3 separate regions of the Homo sapiens genome follow, and regions 1 and 2 are each linked to region 3. A link is a loop called in an ENCODE intact Hi-C map of the cell type or tissue named here. Cell type or tissue: IMR-90. All regions are shown on one strand.

Region 1 (8,000 bases), 160 kb before region 3:
AGAAGCTCTCCTGGAAATGAATTTTCCCTGTGGGTTCCTTGAAGGTGGGCTCACTTCAAGTAGGTGCAGAGTTTCTTTTATGAGCTCTCTTTGTGCTCAGTCACTAGTGAGGGATAAATGGGCAGAATCTTTTCATCAGTTCTAATTTACTCATCGCCTCCCCCATTTTTCTTTTATTTTTATATTATTTCTTTTCATTAATACAGTATAAAATCCTAATTCAAAAAAGTCAGATGTGTTTAAAAGTTCCTTTTGTGTGTATATGTTACAGCAAATTGGCTTTATTCCTAGAGAATCTGACAGTTGAGTAATCATGGATGATTCCAAGGGGACACAGAGAATAGATACTGTATAATTACTATTTTTAGGAGAGATGCAAGACTTACATTTTCAACAACGCCTCTTCCTAACTATTTTCTCACCCTGCACCCAAATATGGCTGCAGAGGAGTTAAAGCTGAAAGTTCTTTTGTTCTTTACAATGATTCTTTTCACCCCTGATAGGCAAAGTGCCTTAGTATTTACAGAAACAGATTAGAATGAGAGAAAGAAGGCAGAGAGCTGTAAGAGATCAGTGAGCATGAGCTTTCTTTCCCTTTGACCTTCCTTAATTGATCCATACCTGGGCTCATCCTCATTCAGCTGCTAGTGTTCATGATTGTGGCTATTTCCACCTGGCAATTTTGAGTTACCCCAAGTAGTCATTGTAAGAATAAATGAAAAATGCAGTCCAGCAAACGTTTTTGTTAAGGTTTTCCCCAAAATGTGGGAAATGGAATTGTTTTGGCAATATAGTTTATAGCATACTGTACACAACCTATATTTAAAAACAACAAGAATAAAACAGTCAAGGATTCGCAGTTGTGATTCTTTACTTCAGTAAGTTAGGCTATTCCTTACTTCGGGAATCACAACTCCTGATAAAGTCAGCTACTTTCAGATTATGTACCATTGAGGTTTGGTAAGTTAAGTGCGTTTATCACAAATCCCTTGTTAGCTCATTTGAAAAGTCAATACAGGAAGAAGCAGATATTGAGGGTACAGTTTAACTAAAACCTAAGTTATGACTAAGTAAGAGTCAAGATTAACAATTAACCTTAGAATTCACAAAGAAAGTGGTGTCAGGGGTTATGTTGGAGTAGGAAACCTTTTTTCCTCCCCTTTGTGACTATGTGTTTTTTTAGAGAACCAGAGGACAACTTAAGAGAATCATTTTACTTAAGAGTCTGTCTTTGAAAGGGCAGATCAAATGAATGGGAAAAGAGAAATGTGTTACTTTTACTTTTTAAAATGAAATGGCTCAACACCATTTCTGCAAACTCCATATATCCCTCACAAGTTTAATGGTCTCAGATGATCCTAGTAATTTTCTTTCATGCATTAAGCAGTGTAGGAAGTTGTTTCTCCTGCCTGTTTATGCAAGCTTACTTTGAAAATGAAGTTTTTCATTTTTATTCTGATCTCTTTGCTGAGGTCCGTCTTTTATGTGGAAGAATGTAAGGAATTACAGTTTTAAGTTCACGAGGATACCCCTTGACCCTAGCCAGCAACAGTCATACATGCCTCAAAGCACTGAATCTAACCACTGATTCGGTACTGAACTGTTGGGAAGCAAGAATAACTGGCGCCCCTGGCTGGTTAAACAGCTTAGTTCTGTGTTTCTGCAGCAGAAATACTGCCTGGTAAGTGAGTATTCTGTATGGGGAAACTAGAGGAGGCTAAAGAGCATCAAAAAGATGAAAGGCACTTCCTTGAGCTTACTTTTACCATTTTTCTGGCAAGTCTGAAGAAATAAAAATCAAGTGAAGTTCACTGCTACTTTTGTTGCCTTTGCTTGAAATAGTTTAATTCAAGTTAATTAGGAGTAGTCAAATTTATCTTTAAGATTTGTTTAGTGTTCTAAAATCAGGATAGCATTTAATTTGTATTTGGAAAATATTTGTTGAGCTTCTACAATATGCCACAATATGTCACTTTGTTCAGTGCCAGGGAAAGCAAAATGGTAGAGATGATGGTAATGGTGATGATGATGATGATAGTAGTAGCTACCATTTATTGAGCTCGGCATTTGATTAAGGGCTCAACACAGATTTTTAAAATTTAGTCCTTCAATGAATGACACCTACAAAAAATTGTCTCTCTTTTACACATAAGAAAATTTATTAATGACTTACCAGGTTACAAAGTTCGTAAATAATAGAGTCAAAATGTGAATTCAGGCAGTTCTGACATGAAAGCCAATCTCATAACCCTCAGGGTTTACAACCATTTAAAACAAAACATAGTACTTGCTCTCAAAGAACTCATTCACTTTCATTTTCCATGAGATGATCTTCTCCAGCTTCTTTGATCCAACTTCCAGTCCTTTCATGTGCAGATAAATACAGCATTTTCACAAACTCCTCATCATACCTCATTCCAGTTTCTTCAATGACTAGGAACCAGATTGCAAGTCAGTACTTCCTTATCAGCTTAGATTTTCAAGATTTAAGGGAATTAGGATATTATTTGAATAACATGTTTCTGAATATAGTTGTTACTGCTGAAAGGGCAATATAGTAGAACTTAAATAAGACCAGGGCTTTGAATCTGACCTTTGCAGCCATTCTTCTGGTCTGTACTCCTGCCATTTTCCACCCTGACCACTGAGGACCAAGGAGAGTTCTGCTGGGCAATTGCAGCAGGCTTCTTGACTTGCCAGTCAGGTCTTCATGATAATTATGACATTAATACCTCATTTATCATTTATTATCTATTCAGAATGAGGCCCTGGACTAGATATTTTATGTGATATACTCTTTATCATACCCTCTTTTAAATGAGAATACTGAGGATAAGAAAAGTTAGTAATTTCTCAATGTTACATAAGTAGTAGGGCCAGAATTTGAAACTAGGCCTGTCTGACTTTTGTGCCCATGCTCTTAATCAGGATCTCGTTCTGGATTGTACATTCACATGTACACACACACACACATACACACACACATACACACACACACATACAGTGACGATTATTCTGCTAGAAGGTCTCACTGCTGTACTGAATTCTGGTTGGACAACTACACTCTACCCTTATTTTTAAATTTACCCTTTTCTCGTTTACTCTTCTGGGAATATTCAAATACTATCAGCACATCAAAGGGAGGTATAAGTGAAAAAGAGTAGAACTGCATTCACCAGAATTTGAAAAATTTGGTGACATGGTCTGAGTATGTTAACTCCTATTTTGATTTTATCTCAATTATTCCATCTGCTTGTAGGGTCAATACTTGATTTCATGTATGGTAATCTTATTTATAATTATACTTTTGTGCTTTCTGGGTATGATTGGTTATCCATAAAATTTCCTTTACATAATTTTATCATTTGGCAATTCTTGATATGCCTGTATGGTATACTTTGTGCTGTTTATGTTTTAATTACTCCTGTCTTGCTTTGTAAAAATATCTACCTACTATTACTATGTAAATTATACTGGTTTAACTTAAGATGGAGTTCCATCTTCTTAAAATGCATCTTCTCTTTCCTCCTTTGAGAAATTTCTATTGCAAGAAATGATTATTTTGTGATGAATTTTTAAGGATTGACCTCCTGTGACCCATGAACTAAATCCAATAAAAAGTATCCTCTAACCCAATAATTCTGTCAAGTTTCATCAAGTTTTCCATATTGGAAGATTTTTATTGAGATGTTGCATTATCATAAGGAAAATGGCAAATTTCAAAAGACATATTTTTATCACATTGAAGTTGGCCCAAAGTCAACTTAATAGCCTTCTTTATATGTATTATTTCCTTTTCAACAAAGAATAACTGTTTAAAAAACATCTTCATATCTAAAGCTATTTTTCTACCCACAACCCATGCCATTCTATGTTACTGATACCTTCTGATTTTATTTTGTGGTAGATTTGGTGATATCTGTAATAATAAATTCACAGAGAATGGAACTAAGCACCAAGGCAAAAGTGTCCTTCACTTTGACATTAGAACCACATTAGAAAAAACATTTAGCTAAGCCTAGCTGAGGGATGAGGATGAGGCCAGGGATGGTCCCTTTGTGGTGGCTTTCTTTCAAGCAAGAAAAATGCTTTACCCAGATTAAAAAGGAACTACTGCAGGAATTCTAACTAGTTTTCCATGGTTGAACTATACTTCTCTTTTCCCTTCTTACTTTTCTTTCCTTCCAGCTGCCCCACCCCCACCACCCACCAAATTGAAAATGAAATGACAAGAAAGAAATATGGGAGATGTTTAAAAAATGAATCAAAGCTATGCAATGATCCTTCTCTTAGTTTTTTTACTTTATGGTACATTTATACACAAGAATCACAAGGAATAGAAACATGCACATTGCAAAATAAATGAAGGCATGTGTCAGAAATAAAGAGGCTTGAGTGTGATGTGTTCACCTCTTTGTGGTGACTGTTAGGTATTACAGCTTCCCCAGCAGGAACATCATCCCTCCTACCCCCGTCAACATTCTATGTCACTTTTAGTTTTTTCTGACATCAAGAGCAAAATTAGCTACATTAAAATTGTTAGTCTTTTTTTGAAGAAGCATTTGATGTTTTGTATATATAAATAAGGATATTTATTTCATATAAATTTAAGCATCCCTATGGCTAGCCAATAAAAATTGGAAATATTTGTTACACATTTTAGAATTTACTCATTCTCTAATAGTGGCCAAAGAGTCTCAGATATGGAACTACTTTAGGCAATCACAAGGAGAGGCTGATAGAAATTGTGCTTCACTTAGTACGTGCAGTATTTTTAAAATTACTCTAAAGCCATACTATGTTTTCTGGTTACAATAGCCTCCTTTATGTGGATTTGGTAAGATTGGCCTTAATTGACTTGCGGTTTTAGTATTTTAGCTTTGAAAAATCCTGAAATTACTTGAACTTCTTTTCAAATTCTAAGGTTGAGAACCTTTTGTTTTTCAAACAGAAGACTTCCCAGAAACAGAATCATCCTTGATTTGCTTAGTTTCCTCAGTACTAGGGACATTTCAAAGGTCTAGGAATAGATACAGTTTACAGACATCACTTCTCCTTGTTAAAACACTTTGTATTAATATAAAATATTTTTTGCTAATGCATGAAAAGGTATTAATTCAGTTTTAAAAGATGTGTATTAATCCATGTGTGTAATTAATTGCTTCCAAGTGCTCCAAGGTCCTTTCAAGCAGTTCTCTTTAGTTAGTTCTCATAATATTTGCAAGAAGCGAGGGGATAGTCTTTTGATGTTTATTTTATTGAAAGAGGCATCTATATACCAAGCTGATAGACTATTTGGCAAAAATTATTAAGGACAAAAATGAACAGACTATATTGAAAGGAACTTGATCTCAAGAGTGAGGCAACCATCTATTAATACCTCTGTTTCTGTCTACCTCACAGTCCATAGAAGCATCTTGTTTACATAGTTATTCCTTTTCAGGGTGAAGGGAAACATAACTTTTCCTCCATTAATTAAAAAAAAGTTATTAGTAAGGTCATGCATGCTCACTAAAAAAACAAGCATCCAATGAAAATTGAAAGTCCATTATACCCTTCTTCATTTATTTCTATTACAAAGAGTTTAGAAGTTCATCAATTGACTAGTAAAGCATACTAGTTAGAGGTCACTAAGTTATTATATCCTATATTTTAGTTTTAGATTTAGCCTTTATTTAAATGATTCCTCTTCATTCCTCTTTTTTCTTGTTATCATTTTTAAGTTGTATCCATTTTTTTCCTTCTAGTTTATACCCATGCCTGTACTCTATGGTGTGTTCCTGTATATGGGAGTAGCATCCCTTAATGGTGTGCAGGTAAGTTTTTGAATAGCAATGTAAGTACAGTAGTGTTTTTCTAGTAGTAAGAATAGTCCAGTAACAGATCTTTGAAGAAAAGTGCTAATCATTATTAACTGCTGAGTTTTTAAAATGCATTTATTTTCTACTTCACCATTCACCTGCTTTTCATTTCTGGTTTAATCAACAAGTTAGCCAGTATTAAGAAAAGTTGCCATACATACCCATTGTTTAAATAGGCTGTTAAAAGTCATTTAACCAAGAAAGCAAGAGGCTATAATCTTTCTTTTCCTTCCCCTTACCCATCTTTATCTCCTTTTTACTGTCTCAGGAAGGATACCTAACTCTTTCTGTGTGTTCTTAAAGATAGTGTTTATCCATTTGCCTTAACTCTATACTAAAAACAGGCTATTGATTTGCTTTTCACATGGCTATGATCAATAATCAAAAGTTTTTTTACCAATAAAAGAATAAAGTCAATGTGGTTGATGTATTGCTTTTGTTGAAAACTTCAGCTATTCATAACTTTGGGAAAACTGACACACTTTTAATAAAATCATTATCAACTGGGCATGGTGGTGCACACTTTTAATCTCAGCTACTTGGGAGGCTGAGGTGAAAGGTTCACTTGAACCTGAGTTTTAGTCCAGCCTCAACAACATAGTGAGACCCTGTCTCTTTAAAAAAACCAAATCATTAGGGAGAACTTTGTAAGGGACTTTGTCTTTCAATTGGGTTTTAATTAAATTGGCACCAGGAAACTGGAAGTACTTATGCTGTTTTCTGGCACCTTGTTAACTGTAGCCTTATTTAGCACTTAGTAATATTTTAATGGGAAAAGACTGCATGTCCTGTGAACATCATAAGAATTTATTTGAACCCCTTCAAAATAGTCCTTGCTTTTGCTTATTGAATTCAGATTAATTTGGTTTTAAAGTCAGATAGAACTGGGCAAGTGGCCAGACTACCAAAAAGAGAAAAGGCTACTTTACTTTTCTCTGTTTAGGTCTGCTGAGTAGAGTTCGTCATCTTTTGGATATTTGTTACAAAATACAAGGTGGTTCTTCATAGAGTGGACTAGATGAATGTGAGTTTATTTGTGCTCATGAAACTTTTGGGAAGCATAAATCTGTAAAAATATTTTATTTTTACCTGCCATTGTAAATATTCTTTATTTCCCAAAATGGAAAAATGTGAAACAGAAATGGCCCACAGACAAATAGTTCTTATTTTTATTTGCTCTTAATTACCTGGTCTAGATCAGAAGTTTAATTCTATGTGTTTTAGGGGCTTTATTGGTTGAAACTCAGTGCATGTTTATTTAATTAAAAAGAAGAAAAAATCAACCACATAATAATGATGGGGAAAAACAACCAGGGTCCAGCTAGTAGATTTCTTAAATTCTGCAATGCTATTGCCCCTAATGGCTTTTCTCTTTCTTTCTTTCTCGATTCTCCCTTGTTTAGACCTTTTTGGTAAGATTTCATTTAGAAAATTTTGTAATTTGTAAAGAAATTTTGTAACCCAAACTTTATAAATGAGAAGGTCCTCACCAGTCAAAAATAGTTCTAGAGGGAAAAAGAAAACCCTTTAAGTAGGAAATCACTAGAGAAGATTGTGATGGTCTAATTTACTTTTGCACTTCTTTCCCTCCAGAAAGAAAATAGAGATATTATTTCAGAGTTCATATTGCATGATTATTCAATTCAATAGCTATTTACTGAGCATCTTTCATTGAAAGATCCTGTGATAGGTTCTTGAATATCTTCCCATTCGTCACTGGCAAGGTCAATTCGGCAGTTATTCTTTGAAGCACAGCACCTGACACACAGATGCTCAGTAGTTATTTCAATAGCTGTTTATACATCACCATACGATAGCATCCCTTAGATTCAGATGTTGACCCTGAAACTCACTGTAGTATTCATATGGCTTTTCTCTGAAAAGAAATGGTGATAGATTGCTGAGTGTATTAGTCAAAGTATGCCACTCAGATAAGTAATATGGAATTTATGAAAACATAATGTATTCCCATTTTTAAGTTGGATACTTCCTTTATATCCTTAAAACATTCTGGAAATGTATTAATATATGATGCATAGTGTCATCTCCTCTTTGTTCAGATAAGACAACTGAGGCAGAGTAAGATACATGAGCTAGACATCTTCCTTCAGCATATTAGTACTAAAATAGGCAAAAGAT
Region 2 (8,000 bases), 580 kb before region 3:
CATTGTCACCAAGTGTTATATAAAGATTAACAAAAAGTATATTAAATCATATTGCTCTCATTAAAAATATTTATTTTTTTCAGAGATGACCAAAAGGACTTTGTACCATAAATAAAGATATTTAAAATAATTTTTATTTCACTTTTTAAGATATGTTATATAAAGTATATAGTATATCAGTTTGTTATACATATATGTACACAATATATGTACCTATGAACATACATATGTACATACATACATAACACCGATTAGGGTGTATGCTCAAAAGTCTTTACTGATAAGATGTACAATTCAAAGTATTTGAGTATCGGCTGGGCACGGTGGCTCACACCTGTAATTCCAGCACTTTGAGAGCCAAGGCGGGAGGATCATTTGAGTCCAGAAGTTTGAGACCAGCCTGGGCAACGTGATGAAACCCAGTGGTGCAGGACTGTAGTCTCAGCTACTTGAGGCTGATGTGGGAAGATCGCTTGAGCGTGGGAGGCAGAGGTTGCAGTAAGCTGTCATCGTGCCACTACACTCCAGCCTGGGTGACAGAGCAAGACTGTATTAATCTGTTTTCACGCCACTGATAAAGACATACCTGAAACTGGGCAATTAACAAAAGAAAGAGGTTTAATCCACTCACAGTTCCACCTGGCTGGGGAGGCCTCACAATCATGGTGGAAGGCAAGGAAGAGCACATCACATCTTACGTGCACGGCAGCAGGCATAGAGAGTGTTTGTGTGGAGAAACTCCTGCTTTTAAAACCATCATATCTCGTCAGATCTCGTGAGACCCATTCACAATCATGAGAACAGCACAGGAAAGACCCGCCCCCATGATTCAGTCATCTCCCACTGGGTCCCCACATGTGGGAATTATGGGAGCTACAAGATGAGATTTGAGTGGGGACACAGAGCCAAACCATATCAAAGACCCTGTCTCAAAAAAAGAAAAAAAATTGGGGTATCAAAGACAGTCAATTTTTTCCTAAGATGGGTCTCACTCTGTTGCCCAGGCTGGAGTGGAGTGGCATGATCTCGGCTCACTGCAACCTCTGCCTCCCAGGTTCAAATGATCCTCCCACCTCAGCCTCCCAAGTAGCTGAGATTATGGGTGTGAACCACCGTGCCAAGCTAATTTTTGTATTTTTAGTAGAGATGGGGTTTTGCTATGTTGGCCAGGCTGGTCTCAAGCTCCTAGACTCAAGCAATTTGACTGACTTGACCTCCCAAAGTTCTGGGATTACAGGCATGAGCCACCACACTCAGCCAAAGACATTCAAAATTTGACCCAAAGTTCTCCATTCTTAAGCTGGCCTGAATTACTCTCAATCCCTAAAACAAGTCTTTATATTTCTACCCTAGTGTCTTAGTATCTAAGTAAATCCTACCCTAACTTTCAACTTCGAGTGTCTCCTTTTTTTCTGGGTTACTCAAATATTCTCCGCCTTTGAATTAAAGACTTAAATGTAAGGCCTAAAACTATAAAAACCGTGGAAGATAACCTAGGAAATACCATTCTGGACATAGGATCTGGCAAAGATTTCATGAAGAAGATGCCAAAAGCAAGTGCAACAAAAACAAAAATTGACAAATGGGATCTAATTAAACTAAAGAGCTTTTGCACAGCAACAGGAACAATAAACAAAATAAACAGACAACCTGCAGAATGGGAGAAAATATTTGCAAACCATGCATCCTACAAAGGTCTAACATCCAGAATCTGTTAGGAACTTAAACAAGCTGACAAGCAAAAAACAAGAGACCTCATTAAAAAGTGGGCAAAAGTCACAAACAGACACTTATCAAAAGGAGATATGCATGTGACCAACAAGTATATGAAAAAAAATGCTCAACATCATTAATTATTAGAGAAATGCAAATTAAAACCACAGTGAGATACCATCATACACCAGTCAGAATGGCTGTCATTAAAAAGTCAAAAAATAACATGCTGGCAAGGTTGCAGAGAAAAGGGAATACTTATACACTGCTGGTGGGAATGTAAATGAGTTCAGCCATTGTGGAAAGCAGTTTGGCAATTTCTTAAAGAACTCAAAATGGCATTACCATTCGACCCAGTAATCCCATTATTGAGTGTATGCCCAAAGGAATATAAATTGTTCTACCATAAAGACACACATCACATGTATGTTCATTGCAGCACTACTCACAATAGCAAAGATATGGAATCAACCCAAATGCCCATCAGTGATAGACTGAATAAAGAAAATGTGGTACATATACATCATGGAATACCATGCACCAAAAAAAAAAAAAAAAAAAAAAAAGAATGAGATCATGTCCTCTGTAGCAACACAGATGGAGCTGGAGGTCATTATCCTAAGTAAACTAACACAGGAACAGAAAACCAAATATTGCCTGTTCTCACTTATAAGTAGGAGCTAAACATTGCGTACACGTGGACACAAAGAAGAGAAAAACAGACACTAGAGCCTACTTGAGGATAGAGGGAGGAAGGAGGGTGAGGATTAAAAAACTACCTATGGGGTACCATGCTTATTACCTGGGTGATGAAGTAATCTGTACACCAAACCCTTGTGACATGCCATTTACCTATATGACAAACCTGCACATGTACCCTTAAACCTAAAATAAAAGTTAAAAATGAATCCTCTTATCCGTCTTCAGGGACCTGTGCTTCAAAGACTCCTCTGACCTCTTCAATTGCCAGAGTTCTCTTGTAATGTTAATTATTTTTTTTTTTAAGAGATGAGATCTTGCGCTATTGCTTGGGTGGGGGTGCAGTAGCACAATCATAGTTCACTGCACTCTCAAACTCCTGAAGTTAAGCAATTCTACCACCTCAGCCTCCTGAATAGCTGGAACTACAGGCATGTGCCTCCATGCTGGCTAATTAATTTTGTTTTTTAAATTTTGTAGAGAAGGGGGTCTCACTTTTTTGCCCAGGCTGGTCTTCAACTCCTGGCTTCAAGCAATTCTCCCACCTCGGCCTCCCAAAGTGCTTAGATTACAAGCATGAGCCACAGTGCCTGGCCTCATTTTGTTAAATGAATGTCACTTACTATTTTCAATATGCTCTTAGCACTTAGTGATATCATACTTATTTTGTTAAATGAGTGTCACTTACTATTTTCAATATGCTCTTAGCATTAAGTGATATCATACTTTGAAGCATCTCTTTTATTGTATTATTTGTTGTAATGCGTATGTATCTTATTTTTGCAGCTTCTCAAAGGCAAACCTCGCTCATATACTTTTGTATCCCTCACTGCACCTAACATAAGTCTATGCAAATAGTAGATCCTCTGTGAAGATTTGTGGAATCAATACCTTTTTAGGAAAACTCAAGCTGAGGGGAGATATCTTTGTAGTTGAGAGAGCTCTCTGTGAGAGGAGGTTGTGTGAAGGCAGTCATGGTGACAGCCTTTTCTTTCCAGTGACACAGTGGGAGGAAAGTTCTCCCCTGTACACATCTATCCCGTGCTGAGAATGTAATCCCCATGATGAATATCAAGTGAGTGATACATGCTAGAATCTCAAACTATGACACTAAAGGGAAAGAATGACGAGATAATTTTGTCTTCTCAACCACTGACTTTTCTGCCTTATTCATCATGAGATCATGTTCACTAACAACGGCGGATGGGAGAGTGGGGATCTGTCTGTCCATCTCATACTAGTTTGGCATCTCTGTAGAAAGAAAAATTGACAGAAAAAGCAACTGTTTCCTTTTTAAGCATCCTTCTGTTTGCTCCTTTCTGTTTTGTCTGTTTCTGAAGTGCACTTTCGCCGTCCCTCTAAAGATGTTGGTTCTTTTATAACAGCAGAGGTCCTCCTTGCTCAGCAGTCCTCCAGGATCAAGAAACTACTCATCCTAAAAGCTCGAGATCACTGGGAACTGCGTGACTTAAACAGATGATTAAAGACCCATTGTCTGTGCTGTAGCTGGGTTTATGATGCCTTTTCATCACGACACCTGCCAACATTTCAAGGTTCTAATTAGCTGCCAATCAGGGTAAAAAGCTCAGAATAAGCAGCATTGTGCCTGGAATTACTATGTGGAAGTATATGCAAATTACTTGGGTTAAAGATAAAGAATCTGCACTTTAGAGAATGAAAAGCTGTATTAATCTAGGATTATTAAACATTGGTAAATGCATTATTGACCTTGTCATGATGCCAGATTGTGATCAAGAGCCATCCCAGATTTTCTGGACAGTGGTAAAACATGCTGGCTCTGGCCTGGCTAGTTCCATTTGAATAGCAGGGAGCAGAAAACCAAAGCCTATACTAATCTGAGTGTGTCTGGAGTCCCGAGCCCATGAGATCGGGACAAGCTCTACCCTGTGCCACCCACATTTTCCCATCTGTATCCATCTCCCACTGTGTTATCAGACACTCCAGATGGAGCTTCCTGTACCATTGTTAATTATTATTATTATTTTTTTCTGTTCACCCATAATGTCTCTGAATCTACTGGCACTGCAACTGTTGTCTTTGTTGGAAAGAAATGATAGCCTTCCAAAATGGTGATGACGGCATATCTTTGTGAGCTTTTAGGAGCAATGTGCATACTATTTAAGTTTTAAAAAATAATAATTTTGTCCTGACACTTTAAAAAAGTGAATTTCTTTATAATTAGTTCCAGTGTTTAGGATTGCTTTAAAAATCACTAGTGTTTTTTCCTTTAAACAAGAAGAAAAGATTCAGCTTGTTTTTCTTGTTTGGTATTTTTTTTTGGATGAAAAGCACTATAGAAATGTAAGCTATTATTAATCCACCCCTTCTCCAGACACATGTTGACGGGGGCTCTAAAATGTATATCAGCTAACGGCATGTCTCAGCTCAAAGAAAGCTGCAAAATTATCTTGAAGCATGTTCTTCGAATTTGCCCAAAGCCTGTCTATTTCCATGGAAATAGAAGTGGCATCCTGCAGCTGAGGCTGCTGTTGGTTTTAGCAGTTACAGCAGGTTTAGCTGGATGGATACTACCTCCTGGACAATACTTAATGCTTTTTCCTAAGTGTTTTTTATAGCAAGGGTAGGGAATGAGTTAAATTGTGCCTGGATACAGAGGGACAGACAGAGAGATCTTGTAGATTTCCTCCAAAGCCTTGCATATTATAATAAGATCTTGATGACTATTACTTCTGTTGCAACTGCCTGCTTACTGGTATTGCATAGTAAGATGAAGAAAAAAATCATCATGTTTTGCCCAACAGCTTTACCAGCTGTGTGCCTAGTTGGAATTTTCTAAGTAATACTTCCTTTTCCACTATTGGCCACAGCTAGTGTTAACTGACCCTAAGCAATCCAGTAATCAAAGTCTCTGTTATCATTGTCCTCTTTGGGATATTAAGTACATGCATGTGTGTATCACTGTGTTGGGCACTGCATAGGCCAGACAGAGACAGCTAAAGGCCACTCCAATGCAGTGAACATGTGGAGGACATGGTGGGAACTAGCAAGCCCCTAACACGATAGGAGTTGACAAGCCTACAGACTTGCACTGAATGCCAATTAATGTAAGTGCATTTGATGAATTACCATTTTTTTTTTAACCAGGGTGAGATTTGTAGAAATTTGTGCAAATTTGGAAAATTTTTATTGTAATTTGGAAATGAGTGATAGCACTGAGTCCTTCTTAGTTTCGTATCCCTGAACCCCTCTAGAAGAATTGTAGGAGCCTTAGGTTGTTAACATGGGAACCATTAAGACATCTTCTTAAGGTCTCACTTGGATCCTATTTCCTGAATAGCTCTGTGAGGCTAAGCTTTACCGTATGTTTTAGTTATCTGTTCACCATGAAACTCTGGTTTAAACAACAATCATTTGTTTGCTTATGATTATCTAATTTGGCTATGACTCAGCAAGGACAGTGTGATTCTGTCCTATGTGGTATTAACTTCCAAGATGGCTGGCTCACATAGTTGGCAAATTGGAACTCAGCTGCGGGAGTCAGCCAAGGGTGCCTTGGTTGGCAGGATTCCCAGGTTCTTCTCTGTGTGGCCAGCGTGGGCTTCCTTACAGCAAAGTGGTCCAGGGTAGTCGTATTCCTTACATTATGGCTGCCTTCCTCCAGAGTGCAAACGCAGAAGTCCCAGGCCTTTTTTAGGCTAGTCTTGGAACTAGCACAGCATCACTTCTGCCAGGTCACAAGGGTGGCTCACTTTCAAGGAGAGGGACTCCATAGATGTGAGTCCTAGGAAGTGTGACTCATTGGGGGCTATTGATGTAATCATCTCCCAGTTTGGTTTCCTGATTCTTATGGCTGTCGCTGCCCTGATACCGAACTTGGCACCCCCGTTGCTCAAAGTCTTAGGGACCTGCCCTACTCTTTCTAGAACTTTCAAGGACTGAAACTCTTCTTTTCAGGCTTTGTCCTCTTGGTAGCTATCAAATACCTTGCTCTGTCTTGCTGGCACAACCATTGATTTCCCCATGAAGTTTTCTGGAGGCTGTCCTAGGCCTTTACTATGCTCCTGGCTTGCAAACAGAGTCCTGAATGCATTGAGGTATACGGGATGGTGTGCCAAGGAGGTGGGGAACTGTGAGACATATACATGAATCATCTTACCCCAAAGTTGATTTTACCTGAAAATAAAGATTTTCAAAATTCTCATTTCAATCATTATATTTTTATATGAATTAACGTGGTTATATTATGAAATAAAATATGAGGTTCTATTGAATTTTCAAGATAAAACACAAGGCTTCAAGAATATTTAAAGCTTAGTCAGGCTGCTTGAAGCTATACTCCCAGATTCCTGGGCCAGGGGTATATTCTCCCATGTCACTGCTGGCCTGTTCAGTTTTTGTATCAGAAACTCTCCTACTGGTCTTGCTTATCATGCCATCCATCCATGTCCAGATTAGCCTATACTGTGGCCTTGGCCTTGGTGATAGTGCTTATAAGGCTTGTTGTCTACACCAGTTTTCCTGTAAAGGGAGAAAGCTCTTTGGTGAAGGAGGAGGAAATGTACATTGTTTCTGTATCCTCATTCTGGGACTCAAATCTTGTTCTAAACTTTGCTCCATTAAAACCAGACCCTCCTACTTGCTCTGTGTACTTCTCTTGCCACTTGCTTTTCTAGCCTTTCAATATCACTGAATACTAGAGTGTATTGCTCCGAATAGAAGCCCCAGAGGCCAGGGATTCCCTCCTCTGTTGCTGTCTTTAGCATGGCTGAGGGCCTCAGTAGCGCTGAGCTTTGGCAATTGCTCATTTCTAATTATCTGGTCTTTTGCAAAGTCCACAAGGCTGTACTAGTCCACAGGCTGAGTCTGTTACTGTGGACCCCAGTCCTACTTCTTCAATAGGGAAAGGGTAGTGTCTGGAGAGCTCAGTGCTGAATTTTAGGTAGGATGTTGGGAGTGCCAGCAAGCTTTGCCTCCTCTGTGCAGTTAAGAGCTGACCTTCAGCTCTAAACCAGCAAGGATGATGAAGCTTCCTCCTGAGGGGGATGGCATTTGGCATAAACCATAGTTAGTGCTTGCTAGGGGTTACAGTTGCCATGAGTCCATCGCTGGGCTCCGATAAGCCTTTAAGTAACTGCAGAGGAATAAAGCTGTTCTTTAGCATAAGTTCCATGGTGTGTATGTATGTATGTAAATATTTTAAATTCAATCTTCTTTTATCTATTAATTTATTTTGAGTTGACAAATAAAAATTGTGTATATACATCATGTACAATATGATGTTTTGAACTGTATATAGTGGAATGGCTAAATTGAGCTAATTAACATATGTATTACCTCACATACTAATTTTTGTGGTAAGAACACAATCTACTCTTTTTTTTTTTTTTTTTGAGACAGAGTCTCACTCTGTTGCCCAGGCTGGAATTCAGTGGCACCACCTTGGCTCACTGCAACCTCAGCCTCCCGGGTTCAAGAGGTTCTCCTGCCTCAGCCTCCTGAGTAGCCAGGACTACAGGCCTGCACCACCATGCCTGGCTAATTTTTGGATTTTTAGTAGAGATGGGATTTTACCATGTTGGCCAGGCTTCTCTCGAACTCCTGACCTC
Region 3 (8,000 bases):
ATTTCATCTTGAATGAGTTTAAGTAGTTGTGGATTTCAAGCAATTGGTCTATTTCATCTGTATTTTAAAATGTATGTGCATAGAGTACTTCGTAGTATTTCCTAATTTTTCTTTTAATACCTCCATGGTCTGTTATGATATCTCTTCTTTTGTTTCTATTTTCAAAGTCTTTGCAGTGTTATTTGGACCAGACCTATGTGTATAACTATTCGGTGGCCAGTCTAAGACCTGGGCGATGATTTAACTTTTAGTTTAGTTTTCAGAGTCTTTGGTATGCTGATTAGGGCAGATCCATGCCTGTATAGTTTGGAGATCAGCCTAGGAGTTCAGAACCAACTTTACTGGGTTGCTTTTCTCGGGTTCTCTCCATGATATCTCCATTACTTTCCAGTTCCCTGAAGCTCCCCTTTTCAGTCTTGCTTCCAGAAAGCTGGACTTTTATTTAATCTGTTCTGCCTGGCACTTCTGATGATTGTACCAGTGCTGTGGCTAAGTAGTAGAATGATAGAGAAGGAAGAAAACAATGGGGCTCACCCCACCCTCTTAGGTTTTGGGATCTGAGCTCCCCCACGTGGAGAGACAGTTTCTAATTCCTCAGAATTTTAGATACTTGCAGCATCCCCTGCCAAGTGACCCCTTGCCCACTTCTCAAGTCTAAACTATGGGGCTTCCCCTAGAGCTCTTTCTGTTTTCAGTGATGCCTACTTCTGGTTTTTAGGCTGGTTAGAGTTTAGGCCAGAGGACATCAGTGGAAAACATGGTACACACACGAGTGTTTAGGGTACTTTAAATTTGGTCTTCATCAGTCATCTGCCTGCTGCTGTTTACTTTTCAGAGTCTTCAAATGTCTACTTCGTGCATTCTGTATAGGTCTTTGGTTACATTCAGTGGGAGAGACAAGGTAGAATGCGCTTTCCTCATCTTACTCCACACAGGAATTGAATAGAAAATTTTTTATTAGATTGCAAAGTGATGTGCTTTGAACTGAAGGACTTTTGTGATAAGTTTCATGGACAACACTGAATATCCTGGTGGAAAGGTGATGCCAAGGGGATTGATTTTTTGGAGATTAAAGTTAACTTCTTAGTAGCCTCTCCCAGGGCTGCCTTAGCTCCCAAACTCATCATCCCCTGCCCCTGCCCCTTTCTAGCGTGCTTGAAAATCTCATATTAAAGAGTTGAGCTATTATCAACTCAGTGACACAATTTGCCATAACCTTCAGTGGCACAGGGCTGCAAACTGAGTATCTGCAAACAGAATTCTACCTCCATTGGCCCATTTTTCCAATCAGTTGTCTACTGATGGTTTAATCTGTCAACATTTGCTAATTTTATCATTATTTCATGTGACATCTGTAGTAAACTTAAAGGCCATTGCATATAAGGTTTATTGAATGAAGCATATAATTCTTATATTTTATAGTTTCACTTAAAGTTATTTTAAATTTTTTTCTTAGGCTGTTAGCTAACCAATTTAGCATGTGTTGAAATGGCAAGAGTTTACTCCTGCCCTAAAGTACATAAAAAGATGATTACATGTAATTTGGTGGAATACTCCTTGCATTTATGTTACCAGTTAATCCTCCTGTAAGCAGTTTAGTTGTTCACACACTGCAAAGTATGTGGATTAGGGCGAGGCAAAGACTGTGTGGGAATTTATAAAGATCAGGAACACTAGTTGGCCTGGTTAAATCCAATTTTCTCTTCTTTATGACCAGCTTAGAATCAGAATATTGTCCCTGAAATGAACATTAGAGGCAATTGACCTAACTTATAAAAAAAGAAAAGCAAATATAGTTAAGTGACTTGCTTCAGATTATACAGCTAGCAGGTGACAACACTAGGCTTAGGGTGTAGATCTTCTGGCTTCCAGCCTATTAGACCATGTTTACAAAGCAATTCTATAAACTCATCATTAGCTGGAAGGGTGTTCAGGGTGTTAGGAGCCACCAACTGTAACAGGCACACAGGGAGTTTACATCCCTTTAAAGCCTGCACCCTGGTCTTACTTCCTATTTGGAGTGGTTAAACTTTCATATGCTCACATGCATGTTCAGCTTGAAGGTTAGGAGAGGGTTAAAGGTCAGAACCATGCACTTTGGTCATTTAGAAGCAGGACAATATCCAAGCTTTCACCTTGGTATATACTCAGTTGCATCTTCCACAACAGCAGTAACAAAGGCAAACATTCTTTGAGAGAATGTGTGTGGCAGGTACCAGACTGGTCACTGGTGATAGAAAGGGTAGCCCTGGTTTCGTTTCTGCCCTCAGTGAGCTCACAGTGTAGCTAGTGATAGTTGGTTTGTGTCTGCAGAATACTCCCTGAGCTAAAGAATATATAATTGGAGGTCAGCTTTTTTTATTTCCCTTTCCCCTTTCTCCAATTTTGTATTTATTCCTATTTCTAAATGTGGGATGTGTATTCAAGTACTACTTTAATTTTATTAGCCTTTTTTGAAGTCCTGAGGCATCTTTCAGTGAACAAGAACCAGGGGTGTAAGCAGACAGATTTCCTAACACTGACTCATTAACGGGGTAGCCACACTCTTTTCTGACAGCCTGCGGTCTCGGAGTGCTCCTGAAGTGTCTAGGTTCTTGTTTTCATCTCTGTTAGCATCTAAGGATAAAGGGTTTGGGGGTATTTCTAGACCCCACTCATTCCTGGTTCTGGTTTCTTATGATCTGCTCTGTCTTGAGTGTCTGGGCTGCATCCCCTGCTGCATTTGCCCTGGCTTGGGCCATATTCTCTGACTCACAGCTCCCTATCAGCACTAATATTTTGATTGGGCTCACCCTGTTGCACAGAATAAAGTATCAGAAAGCACCTATACTGCTTCTGAAGAAATGCTAAACAATAAATTATTTAAGAAAAAGAAAATGGAGAAATATGTTGTGGTGTTTGGAAGAAAGGCGTGGGGCAAGTAAGGGAATGGTTCCTGGTAATAACTATAGTTAGTTTTTGCTCTGCTTTTTTACCTTAATTCTGCTAAGTTATCATATCAAATATTTTCAAAAGTGGTGATAGCTAATGAGGGCAGAGGAGCAGGGTGGAGCTTTGGAATTTTATTTACCTCAATGATTTGGTGCCTCTTGCCTCTGGCCTCCTTGGCATTTCAGGTCTTCAGGGATTTAAAACAATACTTAAGAGAACATGGCTACTGTGTTCAGATAATATGTAGTAATATTTTTAATTGAAGCAATATAATTGATAGCTGTTGTAATTAAACAGAGCCAATTAAAGGAGGAACCAAATACTTTGGCTTCTGCAATCTAGGTTCGGTATCTTTAAGAGTTACTGGTCTGTGTAGATTTTTGCTAAGATTGGAAGCCCACTGTGTTTACCTGGAGGCCTTCAGGCTGACTCTCCACTCTTTGAGGGGCATCTAAGTGAACACAGGCTGCAAATACAGCTCAGAGGGCTCTTAGATGGCCCTGTTGAGAAATTTTAGCAAAGATGGATTAAATCAAAAGACCTAGGTTCCTTCTGGACTTACAGATCAAGGATCTGGAAATTTTTACAGCATCTTAGACTGGAGAGGATTCCATGAAGTGTTTCTGGGCCCATGGCTGTTCTGTGCAGTCTCTGAACCAGTCCATAGCCACTGGCTTATGTATACAATTATTAGGAGAGAGGAGTGGTGAATGATCTGAGGGCATCCAAATGGCAAGGGACCAAATCATAATAATTTAAAAAAATACCCACTGCCCAAAATAGTTGCTAACATTTATTAACTGTGATCTTATTGTGTGAACATTTATTGTGTGATCTTATTCAATCATTACAATACCCTTTAAGGGATGGACACTATTATTTCCCCCAATTTTTAGATAAGGAAACTAAAAAATATTAATTACTTGATGTCTCATAGACAGAAAATGGAATTTTTCTTTTTGAATGGCTCAAAGTAAAAAGGAGGACATTACTGTTTAAATGTCTTGTTTTTTATTATGGTAACAATATGCAAAAAGTTTTAGATCTGCAAGACTCCCTTTGATTTTATGGTGGGAAATCAAAAACCCTGCAATACTCATTTTCCCAAGATCATGCAAGTAGTAAATGACAGAGCTGAGAATAAAACTCATGATTTTTGACAAACAAGGCAAAGAAGTCCTTTTCACTAACTTCTTGATGGCAGAATTTAGAAGGTTATGGAAGTGGTTGGAAGCCTGCCATTATACAGTAACCAGAAATTTGCTACCACCTAGTGGGTCAATTGAGTAATTTACATTTTCAAAAGCAGTTTCAGATATTGCATATTGAGCAGCATAAACATACACACACACAAAGAAGGAGAATACAAAGAATATGGGGTGAATAGGGATTTTGAAGATTCTCTAGTCTATTGCCAACATTTTGCAGATGGGAGCGTTTGAGTGTGAAGAATTGACAGGCTTCTCCAAGGTCACACAATAAATATAATGGAGGCAAAACTGGGAGTAAAACTCCAGTCTCTTTGGTTTTGGTTCAGTGTTCTTTTCCTCTGGTACTCTATAAATAGGAAAGAAAAGGTTCTTTCAGTTAATGGAATCCAAAATCAAAGTATTTGCCTGAAGTATTTTGAGGCTTTCAGCACACATATATCATTCAACTTTCTATTTTGGCAGTCAAGTCTTGGTTATATTAGTGGAAAGGAAAATGTTTGTATGTAATAGGGACATATATCTGTATATCCATATTTATATACATTTATGTTTATATACCTGTACTTATAATTATACCTATACTTATATACCTACACTCAGAGTGCTCCTAAAGTTGCTAGGTTCTTGTTTACATTCCTGTTAGCATCTAAGCATAAAAGATATAGGATGTTTCTTGATGCTGTATCCTTAGATACTAACAGGGATGAAAACAAGAACCTAGCAACTTTAGGAGCACTCCAAGACCTGAGGCTGCCAGGGGTGTTGAGGAAACCAGAAAAGAGTATAGCTATCCCCTTATTGAGTCAACATTAGGAAATACGTCTGCTAATATTGCTCATTCTTATTCACTGAAAGATGCCTCATAACCTCCAAAAAGGCCTATAAGATAAAAGTAATTCTTAGTCTATTTATCTTAGGCTAATACTAGAATAAATTTCCATTTCTTGGGCACGTAATAACTTGTGATATACTGGAAGTAGGCTGGATGGCAGTAGAATGCTGTTCAGTATTTTTTTAAAAAATAGTTAATAAAACAGATGAATAGACTGTAAATAATCGAGTATATATTGTATAAAGTATGCTTCATGCCATTATTGTCATAGTGGTAAAGGAGTTTTATAACAAATTTTAAAGAAGCTGATTTCAAAAACATTTTTATTTCTATTTTTGATAAATTTATTTTGCATATGAAATAGCACATAAGATCTACCATAATACACTTTTAAATATTCTTAAGAACTGGTTTGTTGTATCTATACATGAAATGGACCATTACTTAAAATGGTGGGTCCTTCTTTGTCACATTTGTTAGATTCTTTCTTAAAACAATCTATCTTGGGAAGTAAGAACTGTTTGACTGTGTTCTTTTGAAAGACAGCAGGGGAACTAGGGCAGAGACAAACATGGGCTCCTCTCAGGAAAAAGCAGTCCTTTTTTTTCTTGGATGATTTCTAAAATGTCCCATATGGAGATTTTAGAGAATTTCTTGGTTTTTCACCCCTTTTTTACATGCTCTAGGTATGCTCCTCCAAGACACTCTCATAGGTGGAAGCCACCATCAAGCATCTTGCCATCTTCACTGTACTCATTTGTCATCATCTTCAATTTTGCAGGATTGTAAACACAGTGAAAAATTTCAATATACATTCAGTAATTTTAAAATGACAATGAGAGAAAGAAAGAAAGATAGAAAGAAGGAAGGAAGGAAGGAAGGAAGGAAGGCAGGCAAGCATTAAAACTTTTAAACCCAAACAAAAATACACAAAAGGAATCTGGCTGCTTGTTTGGATACATAGGTAGAAAAATGTCTTTCTGACCGAAGCAAGAACAATTTCCTCCATTACAACTTTGGCCATCATTTAGATAAGCTGCTTTTCTTTAACCACTATGCCTAATAGGCAGAGATAGGGCAGGATCTAGTTGAGATCCACCACCATCATTTAACTTGTAGCCAATCACTTAATCTCTGTATGTGTTAGTTTCCTAATATAAAACTGGTGTAATTATTATAGCTATCTTACAGTTTTTTTTGGTGTGTGTGAATATGACATACTGCAGTTAAAGTGTTTAGAACAATGTTTGGCACATAGTAAACAATTTTAAGCTATTAGAATAACTAAGAATGGGTTGCAGTTAGTTTTTTTTCTTTTAATTTTAAAAAAATTTTTGCATACATAGTAGTTGTATATGTTTATGGTATATATGAAATGTTTTGTTACAGTCATGCAATGTGAAATCATCACATCATGAAGAATGGAGTATCCATCCCTTCAAGCATTTCTCCTTTGTGTTACAAACAATCTAATTACACACTTAGTTATTTTGAAATGTACAATTAAGTTAGTATTGACTATTATTGACTATTATAGTCTCCCTGCTGTGCTATCAAATAGCAGGTCTTATTCACTCTTTCTACTTTTTGTACCCATTAACCATTCCCAGCCCCCCGCCAACCCCTCACTACCATTCCCAGCCTCTGGTAAACCATTCTTCTATTTTCTATATCCGTAAGTTCGAGTGTTTTGATTTTTTAGACCCCACAAATAAGTGAAAACATGCAGTGTTTGTCTTTTTGTGTCTGGCTTACTTCATTTAACAAAAGGATCTCCAGTTCTATCCATGTTGTTGCAAATGACAAGATATCATCCTTTTTTATGGCTGAATACCACATGAGTACCCTGTGTGTATATGTACCACATTTTCTTTTTAAAAAAATTTATTTTAAGTCCCAGGATACATGTGCAGAATGTGCAGGTTTGTTGCATGGGTATACATGTGCCATGATGATTTGCTGCACCTATCAACCGGTCATCTAGGTTTTAAGCCTCACGTGCATTAGGTATTTGTCCTAATGCCCTCCCACCCCTTGCCCCCAACCCTCCGACAGGCCCCGGTGTGTGTTGTTCCCCTCCCTGTGTACATGTGTTCTCACTGTTCAACTCCCTTTTATGAGTGAGAACATTCAGTGTTTGGTTTTCCATTCCTGTGTTAGTGTGCTGAGGATGATGGCTTCCAACTTCATCCATGTCTCTGCAAAGACATGAACTCATTATTTTTTATGGCTGAATAGTATTCCATGGTGTATATGTACCACATTTTCTTTACCCAGTCTATAATTGATGGGCATTTGGGTAGTTCCATGTCTTTGCTATCACAAATAGTGCTTCAATAAACATACGTGTGAATATGTCCTTATAGTAGAATAATTTATATTCCCTTGGGTATATACCCAGTAATGGGATTATTGGGTCAAATGGTATTTCTGGTTCTGGATGCTTGAGGAATTGCCACACTGTCTTCCCAATGGTCAAACTAATTTACATTCCCACCAACAGTGTGTAAAGTTGTTCCTATTTCTCCACATCCTCTCCAGCATCTATTGTTTCTTGACTTTTTAATGATTGCCATTCTGACTGCTGTGAGGTAGTATCTCATTGTGTTTTTTTTTTTTCATATGTTTGTTGGCCAAATAAATATCTTCTTTTGAGAAGTGTCTGTTCATATCCTTTGCCCACTTTTTGATGGGGTCATTTGTTTTTTTCTTGTAAATTTGTTTAACGTCCCTGTAGATTCTGGATACTAGCCCTTTGTCAGGTGGGTAGATTGCAAAATTTTTCTCCCGTTCTGTATGTTGCCTGTTCACTCTGATGACAACTTATTTTGCTGTACAGAAGCTCTTTAGTTTAATTAGATCCCATTTGTCAATTTTGGCTTTTGTTGCAATTGCTTTTGGTGTTTCAGTCATGAAGTCTTTGCCCATGCCTATGTCTTGAATGGTATTCCCTAGATTTTCTTCTAGGGTTTTTGTAGTTTTGGGTTACATTTAAGTCTTTAATCTATCTTGAGTTAACTGTTGTA

Evidence for each region. A loop is a pair of places that touch in the nucleus more often than their neighbours do. Peaks named below come from ENCODE experiments on the same cell type or tissue, not always from the same donor. Only the 100,000 strongest peaks of a DNase experiment are listed, where the experiment ranks them.
Region 1: a loop joins it to region 3, with 3 times the contacts of the local background. A loop is called at or near these places in 9 of 110 quality-filtered maps.
Region 2: it touches region 3 in a loop (8-fold over the local background); 6 of 110 quality-filtered maps call a loop at or near these places.

The regions. Positions count from the first base shown.
Region 1 is chr4:71,549,393-71,557,392 of GRCh38, forward strand. It overlaps SLC4A4 (solute carrier family 4 member 4), which reads left to right. Exons shown (of 26, transcript NM_001098484.3): 21 at 5,748-5,816. Among named protein-coding and RNA genes, the nearest start is that of GC, 230 kb to the right of the region's middle. In IMR-90, CTCF peaks have their summits at 1,641 and 4,414; DNase peaks (open chromatin) are centred at 1,579 and 4,419; H3K27ac peaks cover 148 bases.
Region 2 is chr4:71,127,530-71,135,529 of GRCh38, forward strand. It overlaps a transcript of SLC4A4 not described here. Among named protein-coding and RNA genes, the nearest start is that of SLC4A4, 56 kb to the right of the region's middle. In IMR-90, a CTCF peak has its summit at 3,800; DNase peaks (open chromatin) are centred at 3,532, 3,832 and 5,152; H3K4me3 peaks cover 671 bases; H3K27ac peaks cover 1,802 bases.
Region 3 is chr4:71,709,604-71,717,603 of GRCh38, forward strand. No RefSeq gene overlaps it. Among named protein-coding and RNA genes, the nearest start is that of GC, 70 kb to the right of the region's middle. In IMR-90, CTCF peaks have their summits at 559 and 4,188 (motif pointing left); a DNase peak (open chromatin) is centred at 4,168.